Linked DNA regions of Mus musculus: all the other regions are linked to region 2. Evidence: chromatin loops called from intact Hi-C (ENCODE). Cell type or tissue: heart. All regions are shown on one strand.

Region 1 (8,000 bases), 86 kb after region 2:
CAAATCATGAAGCTCTCTGTGTGTTTTGAAACAGCATCCCCTCATGTCGTTTAGCTAATCTCAAACTCTACACATCTCTTCCTTCTGCTTCTGAAGTACTGGGTTTACAGCCACCTGTCACCATGTCCCGCACACCAGAGACTCTTACCCAGAGATCTTTGCACTAACGCAGAGAGGTCTGTGACCTGGATTATTGTCACTGCCCTCAAACTAACATTTAGCATTTGCTTAAACATTAATGCAAGCCACATGTTACACAGCACTCTTAGCAGTATTTGAGATTTTCACCAGTATAAAAGTGATAAGTTCATATCACAGATCTCAGTTATTGCGTCTTCTCATTACTGCTTTGAAATGGCAACCTTTATTAGATCTCTGTCTAGATGTCATGGTCCATATATTATTAAAATATTAAAATTTTAATATAAAATATTAAAATATTTTGGCAAATGTAGTGGTACACACCTTTAATCCCAGCACTTGGGAAGTTACTGAATGCTGATACATTTTCAGGTTGACTGTGAAACTTAGGCATCTCAGTATGTGGGGTAGAGCAGGCCACACACTTTGGTGACAAGCACACTTCCTGTGTCCTCTCAGGGGACAACTAGCTGTTTGTTGTCTATATGTAATCTAAATGTAAGCTTTTCTTTGATTCCATCTAGAATACCTCTGACCTGGCTGTTTTCCCTCACAGTTTGTTCTGATGTGATGAGTTTAAAATATCTTTATGGTATGGAGTTTATAATAGACTCACGTAGAAGGAACTTTGACCTCTCTCTGCCATTGTGGGAATGCTTTACAATTTGTCTCCAAATTTTCTATTCCTTCCACAGTATTTGGTAAATAGAAAATTTTAATGGGGTAGAAAATGGATGTTTGCTCACTAAACCTATTTTCTTTTCTTATTACATAAATGGCTTGACTACATTTCTCAACTTCTGTGTGGCTATGGGGATGAGTTCTGACCAATAGATTCGGGAGGCGTTTATAGACACTTATGGATTGCAGAGCTATATATGTCACCAGTCTATCTTACAAAAGACACACACCAAAGGCCTCGCTCAGATGCCAATAAACTTCTTATACTTGGAAAATATTTTTTATGTTATTATTTTGAGTATATGGATGTTTTGCCTGCATATCTACTTATGAACCACATGGGTGCAGTGTCCCTGGAAGTGAGAAGACAGCATTAAATCCCCTGGGACAGGGGTTACAGGCAGTTAAGAGATGCCACGTGGATGCTCTAAATGATTAAATCTGGGTCCTCTGGAAGATAGTTCAGTGCTCTTAACCACTGAGACATTTTCTAGCCCTTGGCTGGGAAATAAAATCAACATGGCTATTGCACACAAAACATCGTGGACGGTATATAAAGAGGCCAGACATGAACCTCTGTAGAACTTTATTTATAACAGCAGGTGTATGTCTCAAATGACATAATTTTTGATCCTTGCACTAGAGGATGAGTTGTGATAAACAAAGCCTGGGCACCTGAGAGGCTGCACGTGAAACCCAATGCTTAAAGCCAATGATCCTCATCTTAACTCATCCTACAAGAACCAAGTCTCAGGACAGGCTGTCCTGGGGATGTTGGGAACGGAAAAGCAAGTTACAATGCCCACTCTATCACCTTGATGATCCATGTGCATTGCCTTTGGCTTGGGATATAAATTTTTTTTTTTTAGTTTTACACTCATCTGACATGGTTTTATAGTACCCTTAAGTCTTAATCTTTAAATCTCACATTCCTAGTTTACATTTGGTCATGATGAGCTTAAAATCACTTTCTATCCTCTCTTTATCTTCCTTTTTGGTTTACAAAAACAAATAGAATGGAGTGCTTATGAGGGTATTTTTATAAATATGATGCGAAGAGTTACCCTCATGCTTACCAGTTGTCATGGGAAGAGGCCACTTGCCCTGGCTTTTTAAAGTAAAGCCACATTACTGAAATTGCTCTCTGCCACAGAGGATCAACAAGAGTTGCACAGCTCAGGATACTGACTGATATCTAATGAAAAATTCCACTCTTAATGAAAAGGTCCCATTACTGCAAACTATCTGGCGTGGGTACTCAGATGCTAAGAGCATTTGAAATTGCTGGTCTGTTTAAGTTTCTGGGGTTTAGAATCTCATCTTTTGAATTAATCTTCCTGTGACTTTTCAGCACTCCTGACTGCTTTGTAATAGGAAGGCACGTGACAATGAAGTGCCTGCACATAGTAGGCACAGGATAAATATTTGTGGGATGAAGTTGTGTCAAGTTTAAAGCGTGATAATATGTCATTAATATGAATCATGCTCAGAGTTATTAAATTTTACATGCCAAATCTCTTACAGCAACAGTAAAAGAGAATTCTCATTCTAACATGGGGGCTGTAACACTAGTAGCAGAATGGAGGGTCAACTGTCACAGAGCTCTGTCCGTGATCTTGAGGGAATCTAACCTTGGGTATCAGCATAGGCAATTATTAAGAGAATTTTCTAATAGCTTTATAACTCCTGGAGACCACAGGATAAGTTGCCTCATACAAGGATTAGACAAAAATATTCCGAATGTTTTCTAATGAGAACAGAAGAAACTCTACAACATGGGCCCTAATCACATTACACAGAACAGTTGAAGTCACTTTCTTGGATACATCATTTTAAAAGATATTTATTTGTCTGTTTAGTAGTGAATATTTGGATGGTAAACACGTTTAGAGTACAAATAAGGATTTATGGAGATCTTATAATTCTAGAGTGCTGTTCTTCAAACACGGTCACGTGTCGCTTCCTGATGTTCTCTGTGAAGAGCCATGTGACCTAATGACCTAAGTGGAATGCTTGAGAGAAACTAGAAGTTTATGGTATTAATTTTTCTCTATCGAATTCTAGGATATGTTATCAAAACTGTGAAGTCAGTACCTTATTAGGAAATCCATCTAAAGGCAAATTCCTCTAAATACTCCCAATCTAGGGCAATATTAACAAACCTTGAACTGATCAAAGGGAATTGTGGAAGCTGTTTCCTAGTTTAAGTTCCAGACAGAAAGAAGAATTCCCCACATTCAATATTTTTTTGTTTGTTTGTTTGTTTTGTTTTTGGTTTTCGGTTTTTGGTTTTTGGTTTTTGGTTTTTGGTTTTTAGTTTTTGGTTTTTGGCTTTTTGGTTTTGAGTTTTGGGTTTTGGGTTTTGGGTTTTGGGTTTTGGGTTTTGGGTTTTGGGTTTTGGGTTTTGGGTTTTTTGAGACAGGGTTTCTCTGTGTAGCCCTGGCTGTCATGGAATTCACTCTGTATAGCAGGCTGACCTCAAATTCAGAAATCTGCCTGCCTCTCCCTCCCAAGTGCTGGGATTAAAGGCGTGCATCACCACTGCCTGGCCCCACATTCAATCTTGACCACTATTTTGTTGAAGATTTTTCTGCACACAGTAGCATATTATTTCACTTTAATAACCTTCAAATGCTTTGTGTTTCTGGCTTATTCCTGAAAACATATTTAAGGAAGAAAGGAATCAAAGAATTCCATTAAAAATGACTATGTAATACATCTACATTTTTATGTGTAAGAACCCAGGTTTGGCTTTTCAAACATGAGCTAAGTTAGCAAGAACTCATATCAAACTGCTAAGGGCTACATATAGTTATACAATTTTAAAACCAATGGTAAAAGTTAATAGACTGAGGCAGGGATTACTGATCCTATACATTTAATGGGAGAAGCCTATGGTCTGTGGGCACTGCTGAGCAATAATGTCTTCCAATTTAATCTTCTGAAAAACTACGTACGGCAAACCCTCATCTTGAAGTCTAGAGAGAGTAAGAATCTACTCTAAAGAATATAGATTGAGAAATTCTACCCCTGGAGTGCCAGGTATCTGAGGTGGAATGTGTGCCTTCATTGTCCAGACATGGTTTCTGAACAGGGCGTCATCATGCTCCAGCTAGCCTTACCTGAAGATCAGGGTATTCTGTTTGTCTCCTGTGACTATTAATAGTTCCTCTGTGGTAACCAGAACAATGGCCCCCCCCCCCAACAATGTGTCCCAACTCCTGAATTCCATGAATATGTTACTTAGCATGACAAAAGAGATTCTGCAGATAGCATTAAATTAAGGATTTTGCAACAGAGAGATTGGGTTAATGGATAAGCTTACTGTAATCCAAAGGTCTCTAACTAACTAGTGGTCAGATTTGAAGATACCATACTCTGACTTGGAAGCTACGGAAGGGACCAAAAGACAAGGAGAATACAGACAGTCCTTAGAAGCTGGAGAGGAGATGGGACCAGCTCCCCCCCACCCCACCTGCCCAAGAAGCAACATAGATACCCAAATGTGATTGTATTTCAGTGGGCTTGCTGACTTTCAGGACTAGAAGACGTTAAACCTTCTGTAAGCCATTGGGTTTGTATAAGTTATTGAAGCAGAAATTTTCAATTTGTAAAGTACCCTGTTTACACAACACACACAGAGTTTGTAATATAAAGCTTTGACCTTGAGAAGCCAAGACTATCAAATTGAAAAGTTTTTTTTTATGTGAGTCTCTTCCTGGGTCTGGTTTTAAGGGTCTCTGAGGCTACGTAAGGCTCTTTTTCTAGCCTTTCCATGACTTGCTACAGATTTACTATTCTGGATTCAATAATGCTGTTAGGGAAATAAAGAAAAGAAGCACAGAGCCACTTTCCAAAGTCGTAAATGCAGAGATTGCATGAGCCCCATTCCATCCAGATAGTCTCATTTAAAATCAAGACATTTGCTTTCCAGAATGGAAGGCTTTCCTGTCCAGTCAGCACCAAGACAGAGATGCTGCTGTGGGCTAATGGGTGGGAGAAAAAATGACTTTTTTTTCCTGAGGATATAAAGTAAGAAAAAGCGAATAATGAATGTTGGGCAGGAGAGCTTCATTTAGTCATTTAGTTCTGCATGGGTAAGCAACATCTGTGAGAAAGTTGCCTTTCCTCTCAACTTACGGACATTTATGACCATACCAGAAGGTGGTATAAACACATCATGATGAAGTGAGAGGATAAAGTCTTAACTGCAGGCTGTAGTAAAACCTAATGAGATTTCAGAGGTCATTGGTATAATCCCCAGCACTAAAGCACGAGGCCCTCTCCACTCCTTCTCCTATATGTACATCCTGACTCTGGCAGTGATGGAAACGGATTCCTAGGACAGTCAGGTTCCCATTTGCAATTATTTCTTTCTGGCAGTGTTCCTATTTACCAGTAATCATTTTATTGGTACCACTTGGCCCTAGCTCTGTTTTCTTGTGACCACAAATAGTTAAGTCTAAACCATGTAGACAGTGGGAGGTGCTGAAGCATCAGATGCATAGATTGCCTGGATCAGTGAGACTGGAGGCTAGACCAGGATTCTGAAAACTCTTCCCAAGAGGCCATAGTTGAGAACTACTTGATTGTGCTCACTTTTATCCTTAATAATTAAATTTTTAAAATTTACTTTACATCCTGATCATAATCCTCACCTCTTCTCCTAGTCTCATCCTTAAAATTCCCTCCTCCTCAGAGAAAGGGGACACCCTCCCTTTTGGTACTACCCCACCCTACAGAAGTAGACATATACTCTCTCACTGAGGCCCAATTGGGCAGTCCAGTGAAGGGAAGGGGATATAATGCTAGGGAACAGAAATGGAGACAGCCCCTGCTCCACTTCTTAAGCAGACCTGGGGTGTTGGCTCTGCACCCACTTCTACAACACCCAGAGGGAGCCCTACTCCCAGGTGCTCTGAAACACTCAGGATCACAGGTGAGCCCACAACATCTGCCCCAACACCTGGACTAACTGGGACTTACAGGATCCAGGGACACAGGAACCCATGCCCAGCCAATGGCATGGGTTCCTTCTGGTTTGAACCTGCACCCAGAACAGTCTTGGCACTGACTCCACACCCACTCCTACAACACCCAGAGGGAACCTGACTCCGGGGTACTCTGAAATGCCAAGGATCACAGGACCACAGGATCACAGGATCACAGGATCACAGGATCACAGGATCACAGGATCACAGGATCACAGGATCACAGGATCACAGAGACAGCTGGACTTTGAGGAGTTCTGACACAGGATCACAGGAAGGAAAGGCTCCAGTCAGAGACAGCAAGGGCAGTTAGCATTTATGGAGGGTTTAACATCTTCTAGTCCTGAAAATCAGCAGGCTCACTGAAATACAACCACATATGCCAACTCTGATTGTTAATGGATGCAGCAAATGTGGTGTTAAGAGGAATAACAGTGGACCTTGGCACACCATATTCAATTAGTCATGCCTACCCCTGTGAAGATGCATGTAGAGTCTTTGTTGTATGTTGAATGAGAAATTCCCTCCCCCGCCCAGACATATATATTTGAGGACTGGATCTAGAGTTAGTGCTGTTTGGGAAGGTGATGGAACCACTGGGATGTGAAGAAATTGCCTTGCTGAAGAAAGTATATCACAGAGGAGGGCTTTGAGGGTTTAGTAGACTGGCTCCTGTTTCACTTTGTGTTGTCTGTGTGTCCTGGAATTTGATCATTGCACTTCCTGAATGCCAGGCCACGCTTCCCTCACGTGAATGGACTGGGTTCACCCTCTGAACTGTGAGCTAAAATAAACGTTTTTTTCTCCAAAGCTGTTTTTTGTCAGTGTGTTTTATGACAACAGGAGAGTAGTCAGTGCAGTGTTGCCTTTGAAGAGACAGCAATCTTTAGAGGGATCATTTCTTCGTTCTTCCAGGGCTGATATATTGACTGCATCTGCTTGGCACAAGTCATCTCTCTCTCTCTTTTTTTTTTTTTTCTACCAAACCATAGTAATTTAGTTAAGAAACTTCCTTGAGGAAACACAATGGCCTTTTTCATTCGTGTTTGCAAGTCAAAACTTCTGGGATTATGTCACTTCCACAGAGAACACAATCTACCAAGGGCTTTGGTAAAATATGTTTTGTAGCTGCAGTTTGGGAGTTGGATATAACTTTCTAATCTCAGACTGGAAAGCATACCTTCTAGGTTGAACTGACCTCCACTATTAAAGAGCTTATCTCCCCATAGCTCTTGCTGACCTTTTGTTGGCAATTGTCCCTAGTCACTGGTCTCTCAGGACAAAGTGCTGCCTTTATTTTGAGTTTAAATATGAATTTGCAAAATATGGATCTCCACCTAGAGCTGGATTCCCATTTACCACATAAAGTCAAGACCCTCACCCACACTAAATCCCATAACACCCCCACCAGCACTTGATATTCCTAAATTGGTATTGTCACAGAGAAACCCCGATTCAACGTACCTTGTAGTGGAAGAGAAAGAGTCCACAGAACAGGCTGTACAGATCTGCTGTGAGCAGAGAAAGGTTGACCGAGGTGGCACTCGTTTTCTTTATGACAACTGGCATAAAGCTGTAGAGACCAAACATGCAGGCACTAAAGCCAACATAGAGCAGTCCTGGGGAGTAAGGAGAAGACAGTGTCAGGACCTTTGTGGGGCATCTTCAGTATCTGGACTTAGAGGATAAGGGGAAGGGATGCATCACCCAAGACTCACTAAAGGTGCTTTCTTTTCTTTCACTGTATTAAATGGTGTTTAATATGAGCTGGCACATAGATAAAACATAAGTGAGAACCTAAAACTTATGCTTGGAAAATATACATTCTGCTTCTTCCCATGGAGCTGAGAAAGGATACTTCTTGTTTCTCTCCTCTCTCTCTCTCTCTCTCTCTCTCTCTCTCTCTCTCTCTCTCTCTCTCTCTCTCTCTCTCCTCCTTTCCTCCTCCCCCACCCCTGTGTGTGTGTGTGTATGTGTGTGTGTGTGTGTGTGTGTGTGTGTGTGAGCACACACAGGCACACATCTGTGGCAACCAGAAGGAAGTATCAGACCCCCTGGGGCTGGAGGTGAAAGCCATTGTGAGCCCCCCAGTATGGGTGGCAAAAAGCACATACCAGCCCCTCTGCAAGAACAGCAAAGCTCCCTTAGTTGCTGAGCCACCTCTTATGGCTTGCCTATGTATTTCAA
Region 2 (8,000 bases):
GGTGACTGAATCCATGGCTGGTTTTGCATGGTGTGGACCAGGTTCATTATTTGCAGGGCCAGTGATGCTATCAACAAAACACTTTATTCAAAGCACTCTCTTCAATAAAGGAGCAGCCATGCTGCCCGAGTACCCTCAGAATTAGGTTGTCTTTGTTAAGGCCACCCAGCTTTCTATAAATTGTATAGTTGAGACATTTGGACTTCTATTATCCCTAGACCATAAGACTCAAACAGGGCTGTCTGTCATATGGAATGTTCTCTCTCTCTTTCTCTCTCTCTCTCTCTCTCTCTCTCTCTCTCTCTCTCCCTCTCTCTCTCTCTCTCACACACACACACAGAGTTGTTTATGGCCTTTTAATTTTATCACCTGTATACTAGTTTCTTTAATCCTTCTTTCTCCCTAAAAATCAAAACAGGCTAAGTCAAAATTTTGCCTTGTAGAAGAGACTACAAATTGTTTAGCTATTGTTTCCTTAAAGACAGGTAGGAAGGAATAAACAGGAAAAAGGGAGAACAAACTATATTATTCTCCTAAACACCCTAAAAAGCAGTTGTGAAAGACACCTTGGAAGAGCATTTTTTCCCTCTGAAAAATCACCTCTATGGCCATCATTCTATACTTCTTAAAACCTGCCATGCTCACAAGTCCCATCTATCCCTAGATAGGCTGTGGGATACAACGTGGGCCACATCATACAACATCACATATAGGGCAAAGGCTGAAATTTAGCAAAAACAAACGGCTCCTGTGGAGCACAGACGAGGGGAAAGGCCTCTTTTCTTCTTGTTGTTGTTTTATGGTAGCATCGAAGATTAAACTCAAAGCTTCACATGTGCAACCATTGAGCTGCATCCCCAGCTAAGGGAATAGCCCAGGTGGGACTAAAATTTGAGACCATTCTGCCTCTTTCCCTTTACCATCTCCTACCAATATGTGCCACCATAACTGCCAGAGCATCCTCTCTTATAACCATAGATTTTTTCCCCTGGAGATCTCTTCCCCAGTCACGTGCATTTTATTTTGATCCTTGCTAGCGGTTTGCTACACTTTGTTCAGAGGTGATGAGCATCCATAGACATTCCATACTTCTGAAATATCTTAAGTAAAAATGTCGTTTTTAACTCTTGAAGATTGCGACTGCACTGAAGTCACCATTTCAAGCATGACTTAATTGGGCTAGGACCTGATAGGACCTGTGATATATCTCTGTCAGCATTTTTTTGCACAGGCTGCCAGGCCGTTCTGCCTTTTTGCTGGCTGAGATGGGTAGATGCTTCATTCCCTGTCAAGTCTCCCGGGAAGGAGAAACCTCCTTGGAACAACTCACCAGGCCTGGCTGAGTTAAAGCTTTTCTGTGCTGTCTGTGACTCTCTTTTCTCAGACAGGCGCCATCTCTATGCACAGCGCGCAGCTGGCAGAGCTCAGGAGCTGAAGAAAAACGACAAAGGGCACACTTTGAAACCAAGGTCACCTCCTGGCACCTGTTACTCATCGCCAGACAGCAGGGTCACCTCCACTGCTGCCAGGAGATTAGCATTTTAGCAAAGTAGAGCAAGACCCATGCAGCACCTACCTGAGTTCTTAAGCATCAGTTCTAAGTGTGCTCCCTCTTTCTTTAGGTGGCCTCAGAGAGACTTAACTGACTCAGCCTTGGTCATGCCCCTCGCACCCTCCATCTTTCCCTTCTGCAGTGTTTCTACTTAACTTCCTGAGCTACAACTCCCAGGATTTCTCGTCTTTGCTTCATTTATGTCTATTTATACTCCTGGAGGCAACTCTTAATCTTCAAGACACTTCTCAAACACTCTCCCTGCCCTTCCTGTGTTTAGTTATTGCTATCTGCATCTGTGTGTTCATTAGCAGCTCTGGCATGCTTACGCAGGATTTATAGTGCTAAAGAGTGTTTGTCGTTTGTCTCTACCTCTGGATTTAGTCACAGAGAAGGACCACGCCTATTTCCGTGCCCTCAGAACTCAGGAAAGCGGTTGGTGTCAAATAAATGAGAAGTGCTTCAAATTAAGACAGGGCGATAGTTACCGGCACTCAGAGAAATGCTTTCTTACAGTCCGTGTGGGTGGCGATCTAAAAATAAGCCTCTCAAGTCCAACTTCCAAGTCCAGCTTAGAAAACCTCCAGCACTTCCGCTGAACTCCGAATTCCTAGGCCCATCTGTGCATATTTATATCACTCCTGCTTGTCTTACAGAGCTTGAGGGCACGGAACGCCCTAAGCAGAATTCTAGATTTTATTTTTGAACCCCTGTCCTCATCTTTGATTTTTCTCCTTTTCAGTTAATGACATCATTGTACTTTTAGTTGCTGAAAGTAAATATTTTGCAAACAGCTCCAATAAATTTCTCATATAGTTGTACCTATTAATTGATTAACTAATATTAATCCAACCAACCATGTTGATCCATACCACCATGCTTATATTTATAGCAAGAGCCTGCTAACTGGGTTTCCTGCTTCCACCTTTGCCTGCTTCCTGCCTTCTCATGGTCTATTTTTAAAACAGCAAGTAGACCAGCCATTTAGTATGGTAAGTCAGCTTATAGTTTTTCTTTTCTCAAACGTCTCCATTTTGTTCCATGACCTTCCTCAGCACCTAAGCACTACCCAGAATATAGTAAGAATTAAATATTTGTCAAATGAGTAAATTAACATTTAAGTTTTAGTATGCAATAAATAAAAAAAACTAACCCAGATAAATACCAAGAACTTGCAATTTAAATTAAAGTATGCTACACAAACATTCCATATTCTTGTATATAAATATGTTTAAAGATTTATTTATTTGTATGTATGCATGTGTGCTACATGCCTAGCACCCATGAAAGTCAGAAGAGGGTATCAGATCCCCTGAAACTGGATCATAGACTGTTATGAGTCTCCATGTAGGTGCTGGGAACTGAACCCAGGTTCTCTGTAAGAACAGTAAGTGCTATAGACCATCGAATCATTGCTCCAGTCCATATAAGCATGCTTTGAATATCACCAAAAAGAGTACATCCATTTTGTCTAGCATTAAATTAATCACAAAACAACATTTTGGCCCTGGATGGTCACATCACATACTGGAAAATTGTGAACTGGATTTGATTTGAAAGTAGGGAATTGGATTTAATTGTTTTTCACATGCTCTTATAATGCAAGATGCTCATGGTGTGTGTGTGTGTGTGTGTGTGTGTGTGTGTGTGTGTGTATGTGTTGTGTGAGTGTTCATGAACACCCATTCTTTCTCTGTCTCTCTCTATCTCTGTCTCTCTCTTCAAATACAGTCTAGACTTGCTTTTCTGGAATACCATTTGATCTGTTTCTTTAAAAAAAATATCTTAGTTAATTTAATAGAGAATTTGGGAAATGACCTTGACTGAAGAATCCAGTCATTGTAGACAAAACAGGAGTCCCATGGAAGAGAGGACCCAGCCTGCTGGGTTGAATGGTTTAGGGAGAAAATGTGCTAGGGACTGGCTTGAGGGGATAAAGCTCCTTTTTTTTTTTTTTTTTTTGTCAAGGACTAATCTTTTTCATCCCCCTTGAGACTCCAGCCAGGGCGACTGAGCACAGTGTCCTTGACTCGGAAAAGTCATGCGGCCAGGGAATAAATTCCCAAGTGCAGCTCATTCACACTATTTGAAAGGTTGTGTTCGTACTGGGGGGGGGGGGGGAAAGGCTTTCACACTGAACTTGTCTGTGGCACGTTGTTCTGAGATATATTTAGACAGGCAGCTAATGGGAAGTGAAGTCATTGGCGTCAACCTGAGCAGTTTTGAGTGATTAGGTGAGAACATTGCACACCTGGCCTTTGAGCAGAAAATTATAAAAACAAAATATGAAAAGTATAAATCTTCACCTTTTAGTATTTCAAACTAAAACTGAATTTGCTTTTCAGAAATCCTTATAAAGTAGGTTTCGGGCACAATAGTTTATAATCTGCAGTTACTTGCGTGTGACCTTTAAATTCTCCATGTCAGAGTAGGCAAACTGGCTGCTTCTCTACTTTAATACTTTCCACTCCTTCGCTATCAGAAGACTGCTAATGGGGGATCGGATGTCTCAGCTTCAGCCCAGCAATAACCTTCATCACACATTGTTCAGAACAATTTTCCAACTCATTGACAACATTCTCCAGTTTCTGTTGAGCGATTTCACAAATTGCTTCCATCCTCCTGGCCCCAAACAATGGGTCTTCAACGAGTAAACAAATATTTGCTGCCTGCTTCTATCAGGCCCAAAGCCAAAGTTAATAAAACGCTAATGCTCACCAGAGCTCATGCAGCTCCACACAGACTCACTTCTAGACTGGTTCGTGTATCTTTGATGATCAATATAATGCATAGAAATGGTTGTACAACATTAAAGAATCCTAGAAATATCACTGAAAAAAATTCTCTCTTCCTACCTTAACCTACCACACACACACACACCACACACCACATGTGCATGAGCTCGAACACACACACACACACACACACACACACACAGAGTATGAATTTTCCTAATGCCTAAATTCCTAATTTCCTTCTTCCTTTACCCCTACTGAGATCGACACACAGAACTTATGTCAGCTCCCTTTAAAAATTTGCCTCTTGGTACTCCAAAGCAGGAATGTGTAATCTTTTATTCAGCTGTCTTGTTGTTGTATGTTTAGCTTATTAGCAGTTTTTCAAGGTCATTAGTAAGAGACAAAAGTGGAGAGAAAGCAGGGTTTAAGGGACAGGAGGAAGATGAGTGTCAATGTATGCCATTATGCAGTTTAGGAACTCAGTGTTGGAGCTCAAAGGAGACTTTTTGCCAGCTATTGATAACTGAGAGGGGAGCTCAGGCTACTGTACTTCAGATAGAATGCTGGCAGGTCCACGTGTAGGCTGAAGGTCAGAGAAACTCTCTTCTACTCAAGTGGGCAAAAAGGGCAGAGACCTGCAAATATGGTCAAAGTATTTGTAAATATATTTTGAGTCTGAGATTTATTGCTGGGCACATGGGGCTGGGAGGAAGAAGCTGACCTAACTTCTAAACATCTTTTTAAAATTTTTACCAGTCCTAGTCTTAGGTCAGAGGGTGGGAAGTAAGAAGTAACAGGACAGTTGACACTCCAGATAATCCCTTTATTATATTAGCTAAAGATCCCTGTCATTCAGACTGTATCATTCCTGTCTCTTCCTAGTTGATTTCACTTCTAAACTTTTGGTTGTTTCTTCCAAATTTATGGGAAAAAAAGCCTTCCTCTGCTCAGGTTTGAGGGATGGCAAAATCCTTCTTATAGTCCAAGTATGAGTGCTGACAAATGATTGACCTTTAGCTAAAACCAGTGCGTGCAGAAACTACTGACCACAAATTCTTTCACTCAGATGATTGGAACCTGAGACTGCTCCCTGATAAAGAATGCCTCCTGGGATTAGCTAGTTCGTGTCCTTCATGTTCAGCTGTGGACAATATAACTCACCTCTTATATTTAAGTGTACAAAATAAAAATATTGAGTTTCCAGACTGCTACTAGTATGTTTCCATTAGAATGCATGACCCCACCTAATCCCAGCCTCTTTGTATGTCTGTCTGTGTGTATGTTCTTTCTTCATTCCCTCACTGGCCTCAGCAGGTTTCTAGGACCCAGCTGCATAGGTTTCAGCTCATCATGACCTTCCTCTCTCTCTTTCTGAGTCCCACCTATATCTTAGGTGACCTTGTTCATAGTGTGCATACACAGGAAGACAATGGTTATGGCTCTCAGCTTCAAGTTCAGCATTACTCCTTCCATTCTGTGAGCTTCAAAATCCACACGTATGTTCACATTAATATATCCCAAGTCCACGAACCCACACGACCTTCATTTTCTCTCTTCTCATCCCCTGATATAACCTTTGCAACCTCATCGTGGTCCTCTTGTAGGTAACCAAGGGCCAGCGCCTGGACCTCAATATATAAATGTTCATTTTGAGAGTCTCCTGGCTGTCACTGGCATCCTGTGCTCAGCTTCCTTCACTTGCCATCGGATTTTCAGGGGTCTGCCCTTTGGCTTTCTGTGACTCAGTTTTCATGGGGCTCTAGAGATAACTCTCTTCTGACAAGATCTTCACTTCCTAGGTCCAGGGTCTTATGTGATTTTATATCTTGTGTTCTCAAATCAAAATAGGAGAAATTGACTTTGGTAGCTGAAAGTTTCAAATAAAGTGATGCTGTGGAATAGAACACTGGGGGTGGGAGTAATAATCATGACGGTACTTTTGTTCTTTCTACTGGTTTCAGGAGTGACATTCTTTCCTTTTGCTAAAAGGAAAACTGCAGTGCCATGCTAACAAAGCAAATGTTATGCATCCCATTCAGAGGCAGGATCCTATAAAAGCTCAGAGTTCTGATGTTTGAAGCTTATTCTGTATGTGATATTTTGTTGGCATTAAGCACCCATGTGTATTCCAATGGAGGTTTGAGTGAAAACCTAAGGTTTTACGACCCAGAAAACTCTGTCCTTGGGGATAATATTCAAGGAACATCATGATCTTCCATTGCCCGTGAACCAGCCTAAAAGTTTAAGCAAGGGCATGATTTGCAAAATACCAGCTCTAATTTTAGAAGGAATAAGATGGGGAACAGGCAGAGATGTGAAGTTTAATCAAAGTGCTATCATTTGGAGATGTTAATGAGCCAGTTATCAGGGACCTGGCAGGTCTGGCACATTTGACCTCATTATCTGGGGAGGCACACGATGTTGGATCCAGGCTTCTGGTCACCAGACAGGTGATCCAGAGCCATAGCTGCTGAAAGCCTGTTGGAAACACAATTCCAGGATTCAAGAGGAGCCAAGAAGCCTCTCTACACACTCCACATAGCATGTGATAATGATGTCTATCATACCAGAACAGCACCTGCTTTTTCTCTGACCATTACGCTTGGTACTTGGAGGCTGCAGTGCATGACTCATTATGCAGTAAACACAATATTTATCTTGATTTTAGATTTTTACATTTTTATTTCTTTTGAGAATTTCATGCATAACTTTTATATAATTTCTACCCCCTCTGTTGGCATATTTTTAAATCCTACATTATTGGGTTCTTATATCTCTACCTCTCTTCCAAGCCTTACTTCATCCTAATCCCTTCCAACGCCCTCCTCCCAACACTAGGTAGGAGAGAAAGAAATTTAGAGGGGAAAGGGTTCTCTGCTGATTAGGGGCATTGGATCTCTTGGAGCAAGTCCAATCTTTGTCATCAGAATATCTGACAATGCAGCAAACAAGCAAACCAGCAATCCAGCAACATGAAAAGCAGTAGTAGCATCATTAATAGTGTGAGCAATTGGTGCCTGCTTATGGGACTGGTCTCAATCGATCATTGGTTGGCCATTCCTTCAGTCTCTGCCCCATCTGTGCCCCTGCATTTCTTTTGGACAGGACCGATTTTGGATCAAAAGTTTTGTAGGTGGGTTGGTGTCCCCATCCCTCCACTGGAGGGGGGGTCCTGTCTGCTATTGGAGGTGGTCTCTTCAGGTTCCTTTTCCCCACTGTTGAGCATTTCTGCTAAGGTGACCTGCATTAACTCCTGGGAGCTTCCCTCATCCCAGGTCTCTGGGACTTCCTAGAGAAACCCCCAACCCCACCTAGCTCCCCAACAGTTGCATATTTCCATTTATTCTACTGGCCCTCTGGGACTCTTTCCTGTCTCTCCCCATGACTGATCCTGTCCCCTAACTCCATTGCCCTCCCTTCTCCTTCCCAGGTCCCTCCCTCCCTCTGCTTTCCATTACCATTTTGTGCTTATATACAGGAGCCTAGCAGAGCAGCCCTTTGAGAGGATCTACCCAGGAGCTGACTGAGACAGCTGTAGATACCCTACAGACAAACACTGGACAAAGTTCAGAATCCCCTATGGAAGACGTAGGGAAAGGGTTGAAGGCTCTCAAGGAAATGGGAAGAAGAACAGTATCAACTAACCTGGACTCCTGGGAGTTCCCAGAGACTGTACCAACAACCAAAGAGCATATACAGGCTGGGCTGAG
Region 3 (8,000 bases), 120 kb before region 2:
ATTGTATTAACAAAAGCATGGCTTTGTTTTGTTTTGCTTTATTCTGTTTTGTTTTAAGGTATCTGAACAGTGTTTGAGGCCAGTAGATGGCTCTCTAAGCGAGCTTATTACAGATTTCTTTTGTGCTTTTCCCTTGTCCTGTATGATCTAGACTCATGCCCCCAGGTCAGATGATCCGGATTCTCTATCACTTTCCTCTCCTACGTTCTTTGTTGTTGTTGTTATGGTTTAGTTTCTGTTTGAGTATTACTAATTACTTATTTAATGAACTTCTTTACTAATATATTAAAGAACTCCAAGTTTCTTTTATATGTGAGTTCTGATCCTGTTCCATTTCACTGAGTTTATGAAGTTTCCTGGGCATGGAGGAGCTCTATGGGATCTAGAGTTATGTTCCTTCTTTCATATCTGGCATTAGTCATTTCTGTCACCTTTAATTGCTTTCTCCTGGCCTACCTTAAGAATTACTGATTTGAATTTTCTCTATCTTATTTTTAATTTCATTGATTTTTTTTTTTTTTGCTCTACTTTTCCTTTTTTACTTTGGATTTAACTTTCTCTAATTTTTCTAGTTCACTATAATTGGAGATTTAGTTGATTAATTTTACATCTTTCTTATTTATATTCTTGGTATAAATTTCCTTGAGCACCACTTTATCACACAGTTTATTTATTTCACAAATTCTCAGTTATACTTTAGCTGAGACTTTTTATATTTCCCTCTAGAGTTCCTCTTTAAGTCATATATTATTTATTACTGCTTTATTTTGGGATGTCTCAAGTGTGTGTGTGTGTCTGATTTCTAGTGTAACTTACCTGTGTTCAGATAGCATGTATTTTCATGAGTTTTCAGCTTTTGGGATGTGATTTATGAACCAGAATGTTGATTTCCTGGTAACTGTTTCAAAGGAACTTGAGAAGTGTGTGGTGCAGGAATGAGTAATTTATGTATGTCAGTCATCTGGCTGTTTGATGCGAGCAACTGTGTCTTCATTGCCATTCTGCCTTCTGTGGCTTGCCATCCCTGACGAGCCTGAAAGCCTCCAGTGACTATAGTGGATTTATACTGACTATAGTATTTCTTCTTGCCATTCTGTCACCATCCCTCACTCCACCCCAGGTATTTTGGTACACTTTTATGCTAAAGACTGTTTTGTATTATTAGATAAGGGCTTCTCATATAAGACACATTGATGCATTCTGGCAATCTTTGCCTTTAAGTTGGTGCATTTAAATCAAGGATGTTTATAGTGATTGTGGGTCTGATTGATTTAATAAGTTATCATGTGTGTAAATATTTTCTATCGTGTTACTCTGTTTTGTTGTAACACAGTTTTTCTCTTCTGTCATTTTAATTAAACATTTTATATGAATATTTTCATCTTATTTTAATAGTTTTTTTTAATGTTTGCCCTAGACCCTGCATACACATTTGTAACTGATCTTAAGTCCAGTTTCAATAGCCCTGATAATAAGAGTGTTATATATGTTATTTAGTAAATAATGACAGCTATATTCCCGGGCCTTGCTTTAGCACTCTTGTTCTTTTGTCTCTTTGTCTAGTTAGCCTTACTTGATGAAGCCTAGAGTCATCTGAGAGGAAAGTCTTGATTGAGTTGCCTAGCTCAGATTGCTTTGTGGCCATGCCTGTGCAGTGTTGTCTTGCTTATTAAAGTAGAATATTATGAACTGCACCATCCCTAGGTAGATGGTCTCGAACTATGAATGAAATCTAGCTAAGCATGACCCTTATACTGAGCCAGAGAGACTGCCAGCAAGCAGTTTCCTGCCTCAGTTTCCTGTCTTGGGTTCCTGCCTTGATTTCCCTTAATGATGGATTCTGACCTGGAAGCATTAGGCAAACACTTTTCAATTTGCTTTTGGTTAGAGTGGCTTATCTAGCAACAAAGTGAAACTAGGACCCTTCTTTGCTTTCCTGCCACCAAAACTAGGTACAAGCCTAAACGTAGAGAATATATAGATTTATAAAACCAAAAAAAAATCAATTTATTTACCTAAAACTATTTCTGTGTTGTTATTTTTTAGAAATTGAGATTCAACTCAGTATTGGGGGTTCTATTGTAATGTCCCCAAATATTTTCAGTTTTCCTTTTTATTTCTGTCTTGTAACCTATCACACTCTGTGTGTTCTGTCTTTGCTTTAATATTTGTTCCAGGATATTCTTCTTTGTTCTTGGAAGATGTCTTAGGGTTTTTATTGCTGTGCTAAAACACCATGGCCCAAAGTACTTTAAGAGGAAAGAGTCAGGGCAGGAACTCAAGACAGGAACCTTGAGACAAGAACTGAAGCAGAAGCCTTGAAGTAGGCTCCTGGGTTGCTCAGTTTGCTTGCTTGCTTTCTTCCTTCCTTCCTTCCTTCCTTCCTTCCTTCCTTCCTTCCTTCCTTCCTTCCTTCCTTCCTTCCTTCCTTCCTTTCTTTCTTTCTTTCTTTCTTTCTTTCTTTCTTTCTTTCTTTCTTTCTTTCTTTCTTTCTTTCTTTCTTTCTTTCAAATTATTTATTTACATTCCAGTCATTGACCGCCATCCCTGGGTCTCATCTCCTACCAATTTGTGGATATTAGCCAAAAAGTATAGAATACCTAGGATATAGCCGATAGACTGTAAGAAATGTAACAAGTAGAAAGGCCCACGTGAAGATGCTTCAGTCCCACTTAGAAGGGGGAAGGAGGCAGAGGGAAAGAGGGATCTGGATGGAAGCAGGGAAAAGGGGAACAGGATCAGATATGGGGGAGCAGGAGAGAAGCCCAGAGGGCCAAGAGAATGAATGGTGATAAGCAGCCTGGGGTTGGGGGTGAGGTGGATGGTGGCAGGAAGGGGGATCCTCTAAAGAGTACCAGAGACCCAGGAAGTAAGACACTCTCAGGACTCATTAGAGGTGACCTTAGCCAAAATGCCCAAGCTGGGGAGAGGGAACTCAAAGAGTCAGTTTGCTTTCTTACTTTCCCCCATGACCACCTACCTGCACATGAATGCCAATACCCACAGTAAGCTAGACCCCTTCAGTCAATCATTAATCAAGACAATCCCTGCAGGCTTGTCTATGGGTTAGTTTTATGGAGTTATTTTCTCAATTAAGATGCCCTATTCCCAAAAATATGTAGGTCTGTGTAAAGTTCACACACACACATACACACACACACACACACACACACACACACACACACACACACACAAACCAAAACAAACAAAAAAAATCAACACAGCAGAATTCACCTATTTTTAAAGAAATGTCTCAAAAGCCACTACCCCAGTAAAGCACAGTTATTCATTTTCCAAATGTCTCTTCATTTCCCTCTTGCTCAGTGCTTCCTCTGTACTTGATGTGGCCTTTATTTATCCACCTTGTTATATTGGTTCCTGTGCTTTAGTTGTCTAAGGCTTCTCCTTTAAAATTTGAATTCATAAAGGCTAATGCCAGAGTATGCAACATTGAAATATTCCTGCTCACAATTTGAATGGATGCCTGTCTTTTAGCCAAACCATAATGCCTTAAGACCTTGTTCAAAGTCACTTCTATATACTACCTTTCCCTAGCTACCATCTAGCAACAATCTTAGGATTTAGTCTTAATTGTGTTTTCTGAACCCTTTTCTGTAACTGTATTAGCTTTAAAATCTTCACCTACCAGAATATGCTTTGTAAATATATGTTGAATTAATAGCAGATTCTTTGTTAATTTAATACTCTACTTGATTCATCTGAAAGAATGCATATATTTTTCTGTCCATCCCTTCCAGATGTTAACACCAAGAGGTTCACCTTTTGCTATAGAAGAGTTTGCATCAAACCTTTTAAAATGAAAGAAACCGTATTGACCTTTTTTTTTTTCATTCTATGATTATGTTTTGAGCTCTAGTATGGTGCCAGGCATGATTTTAGACAAGTGTATAATCATTACCCTACTATGGACAAAAACCCTGACTTTATGAATCTTAGTTATTGAGCCAGTCTATTAAGGCTTATTGAGTTTAAGTAGTTGAAATGATTACTTATGAAGAAAATATTCATGCATTTTTTTTTGGAGACAGAGTCTTAACTACATAACTTGATAGATTTGATCTCCTACCCCTCTTTCTTTTGTTTTCAATATTGGAATTATAAGAATTTACCACCACACCCCACTTTTCCTTTGTGTTTAATTACCTCCTTAATAGTTTCACTTCTAGATGATGAAGGTGTGTAATACATTATTTCCGTTTTTGAGTATGCTTTTAAGCCAAATAGTAGCTGCCTTTTATTAAATTTTTGCTGTGTGCTAGAAGCTTGCATAGTTTTTGTTCAATAAACATTGCAAAATGGCCTTATTATTTGTATTTCATAGATGAGTAAACCAAGATTTAGAGGTACTGAAGTCCTTTAATCATGGTCTGTATCTAGGAAGCAGAGGGCTGGGGTCTAACATGAGCCCAGGCTGTTTTTAAAGCTTAACAGTGTTTATTGCACGGTAACCCTTTTCTACTTTGAAAACTGAAGACTTATCTACTGTTTTTCTTCCCAATAGCCTCAATACGAGAGCAGTTCAGGCCAGAGTCTATTTACAGAGCAGCCATTGTCCCATCCCCACCAAGAAGAACTTGAGCAAAAGCTAGCATCTACTGAGAAAGAAGTTTTGCAGCTCAATGAGTTTCTCAAACAACGAATAAGCCAATTTAGTGAAGAGAAGAAGAAATTAGAGGAGAAGGTGAGTATTTTGTGAACAATTGTGGTGAATCAATTGCTTTCTTCAAAACCTGTTCCAGGTTTTCTCTCAGGTTATACATTATAATAAAATACTATATGCGTCAACTTTCAAGAAACATGTGCTGGTGGCACAGATTTAAGCATCTAGTTGAGGAACAAAGTCTATTGTGTCTTTCTAACTAGTCCTGAAACTTTCTAAAAACCAATTGCCCCTACCAACAACTCTTCCCTTTCCTTATAGTAAATTCTTGTTTCTTGGTCTTACTGACTATAAAGTATAGGGAAATGAAATGAAGCCTATTTTTCGGAAGGACATTGCCTCAAGTTATTACGTTGAAGCCCCTTATTATGACTTAGTAGATTTTATGTGATTTATATGTGGTTTTGTGTATTTATAAAAGATCTGTGATCCACAAATGAGAGAAAATACTCAGTATTTATCTTTATGCATCTGGCTTATTTTACTTAATGGAATATCTCCATTTGTATTCATGTTCCTTCAAATGACATAACCCCAATCCTTATGGTTGAATTAGAGTTCATTATACACACACACACACACACACACACACACACACACACACCAGCAAGAGAGAGACAGAGATGTCTGTGATGAGTATGCATGTATGTATTAAAACATAGCATTGCCTTCTTCCATTCATCTGCTAATGGACACCTAGGATGATCCTTTAGGTCGTTTATTATGAATAATGCTGTAATAATCATGGCCTTGCAGGTATTGTGTTGTGTTGACTTAAGAGTTCTTCGGGTATATGCTCAGGAGCAGCATTGGCAGGGTTGTATTATAATTTCATTTTTGGTTTTTATGAGTCACTTCTATACCGATGTTCATAACGTCTGGGCTAAGTTACATTTCCTCCCCTTCTCCTTCATCCCCTCAGTGTATTTCTTCTCTTTTCTTTATGAGAGCTGTTCTGAGCAGGTGAGGTCTAAGCTCAATGTGGTTTTCATTACATATCCCTTATGTGCTAAGGGTGGTGAACCTATTGTTTTCATATATTTATTATCCCTTTATACTTCATCTTTGGAAATAGCCCATTCATTTCATTCGCCTGTTTATTGACTGGTTGTTTGTTTTCAACTGGTCTTACTTGTGAAAGTGTTTTGTGAATGTGAGATGTACAATTTAAAGTCAGTAGAATCAAATGAGAACATAAAATCTGAAGTTAAACCTGGGTTTACTGGGAATGCCAACTCTTGTGCTATAGTAGGTGTTAACTTTACATAATATGCAACACTAGGTGACCTCAGTGGTGAGACATCTTTATATTAGAGTTTAAGAAGGAAATGTGGGGGTTAGCACGCACTGGCTACTGCCTCAGCTGTGCGCGGTTCGCCATGTCGGGGGTCCCCGGTAAAGCGCCAGAGGATGGAGTCCGCCTTGGACCAGCTCAAGCAGTTCACCACCGATGTGGCCGACAAGGGTGATTTTAATGCCATCGATGAATACAAGCCCCAAGATGCCACCACCAACCCATCCCTGATCCTGCTGCAGCCCAGATGCCTGCCTACCTAGAGCTGGTAGAGGAGGCCGTTGCCTACGGCAAGAAGCTGGGTGGGCCTCAAGAGGAGCAGATTAAAAATGCCATTGACAAACTTTTTGCGCTGTTTGGAGCAGAAATATTAAAGAAGATTCCAGGCCGTGTATCCACAGAAGTTGATGCAAGGCTTTCCTTTGATAAGGATGCCATGGTTTCCCGAGCCAGGCGCCTCATTAAGCTTTACAAAGAAGCGGGGATCGGCAAGGACAGAATTCTCATCAAGTTATCATCAACCTGGGAGGGGATTCAGGCTGGAAAGGAGCTGGAGGAGCAGCATGGCATCCACTGCAACATGACACTGCTTTTCTCCTTCGCCCAGGCTGTGGCCTGTGCTGAAGTGGGCATGACGCTCATCTCTCCCTTTGTGGGGCGCATCCTTGATGTGGCAAACACAGACAAGAAATCCTATGAACCCCAGGAGGACCCTGGGGTCAAGAGTGTCACCAAAATTTACTACTACAAGAAGTTTGGCTATAAGACCATTGTCATGGGCGCCTCCTTCTGCAACACCGGTGAGATTAAACCACTGGCGGGCTGTGACTTCCTCACCATCTCCCCGAAGCTCCTGAGGGAGCTGCTCAAGGAGAACAGCAAGCTGGCGCCTGCGCTCTCCGTCAAGGTGGCCCAGACCAGTGACTCGGAGAAGATACATTTGGACGAGAAGGCCTTCCGTTGGCTGTACAACGAGGACCAAATGGCTGTGGAGAAGCTCTTCGATGGCATCCGCAAATTTGCTGCTGATGCCGTAAGGTTGGAGCAGATGTTCACGGAACGAATGTTCAGCGCTGAGAGTTGGAAGTAGTGCAACACCCGCGGCTGGACACCAGACCTGCACTGCCTTTGAGTTGGGTCCTAATTGCACATGGCCTGTGATGAATGAATCTTGCTTTTTTTAGTGATCGGAGACGGGATGGATCATAGGATTCTGATTTTATGTGAAATTTTGTCTAATTCATTAAAGCAGTCGCTTTTCCAAAAAAAAAAAAAAAAAAAAGAAAAAGAAAAGAAAAGAAAAGAAATGTGGTGCAAACTCACTTATGCTCACTTATGATACAATATAAAAATTGTATATATATACAATGTATAATATACAAATTGCTTGAAGTATGTAAGTTGGCTCACTTAGCTCCTTATTGCTTTTTTTGCAGGTTTTTAGTAACAAAATAACTGATGCATTTTGTTTTCTTAGTTCATAAACAGTATTTTAATATTGTTTTGAAAGATTATAAATTAGAATCTGTCCTCTAGAGATGAATATTTGCATTGATGTCGTAAAAATATTTATAGATTTGTTTCTATGCTTTTAGGGGGTACCCAATAACATTTTAACATACAGACTGATAATTAAATATTTTTAACACAATTTGAACTTAGTGCAGTTTAAAATGAGCATAATATTTTTAAGTCATAAAGAGATAAATAGCCTCACCCATATTTATATATTTATAAACAATAAAAATTATATTATTACTGTCACCTGTCTTAGTACAATTTTTAAAATGCCATCTATAAAAGCAAACAAATATCCTTCAAATTCTTTATTTCTGATATTTAAAAGTTTTGAGAAGAAAAAGAATCTTAGACTGGATTAAGGCAGATCTTAATGCAATTGATGATCTTTACTGTAACCTGAGACACATTGATAAATGATAAATTCACTGATACCCAAGAATGAAACATTGATTTTGTAATTTTTAGTAACTCAAAACAACTGAGGATTCATGTTTTTCTTTAGTT

The links. Hi-C counts contacts between places; a loop is a spot of excess contacts. Peaks named below come from ENCODE experiments on the same cell type or tissue, not always from the same donor. Only the 100,000 strongest peaks of a DNase experiment are listed, where the experiment ranks them.
Region 1: a loop joins it to region 2, with 2.2 times the contacts of the local background. A loop is called at or near these places in 2 of 42 quality-filtered maps.
Region 3: it touches region 2 in a loop (3-fold over the local background); 2 of 42 quality-filtered maps call a loop at or near these places.

What each region holds. Positions count from the first base shown.
Region 1 is chr10:53,088,770-53,096,769 of GRCm38, reverse strand. It overlaps Slc35f1 (solute carrier family 35, member F1), which reads right to left. Exons shown (of 8, transcript NM_178675.4): 7 at 7,278-7,432. Among named protein-coding and RNA genes, the nearest start is that of Gm40649, 88 kb to the left of the region's middle. In heart, no CTCF peak of the experiment used is centred here; no DNase peak of the experiment used is centred here.
Region 2 is chr10:53,174,915-53,182,914 of GRCm38, reverse strand. It overlaps Gm40649 (a long non-coding RNA gene), which reads right to left and starts at 1,750. Exons shown (of 3, transcript XR_871648.1): 1 at 1,577-1,750; 2 at 1,331-1,431. In heart, no CTCF peak of the experiment used is centred here; DNase peaks (open chromatin) are centred at 3,634 and 6,744; H3K27ac peaks cover 6,105 bases.
Region 3 is chr10:53,298,204-53,306,203 of GRCm38, reverse strand. It overlaps Cep85l (centrosomal protein 85-like), which reads left to right. Exons shown (of 13, transcript NM_001204983.2): 6 at 4,523-4,702; 7 at 7,999-8,000. It also overlaps the pseudogene Gm17823. Among named protein-coding and RNA genes, the nearest start is that of Gm19395, 22 kb to the right of the region's middle. In heart, a CTCF peak has its summit at 75 (motif pointing right); no DNase peak of the experiment used is centred here.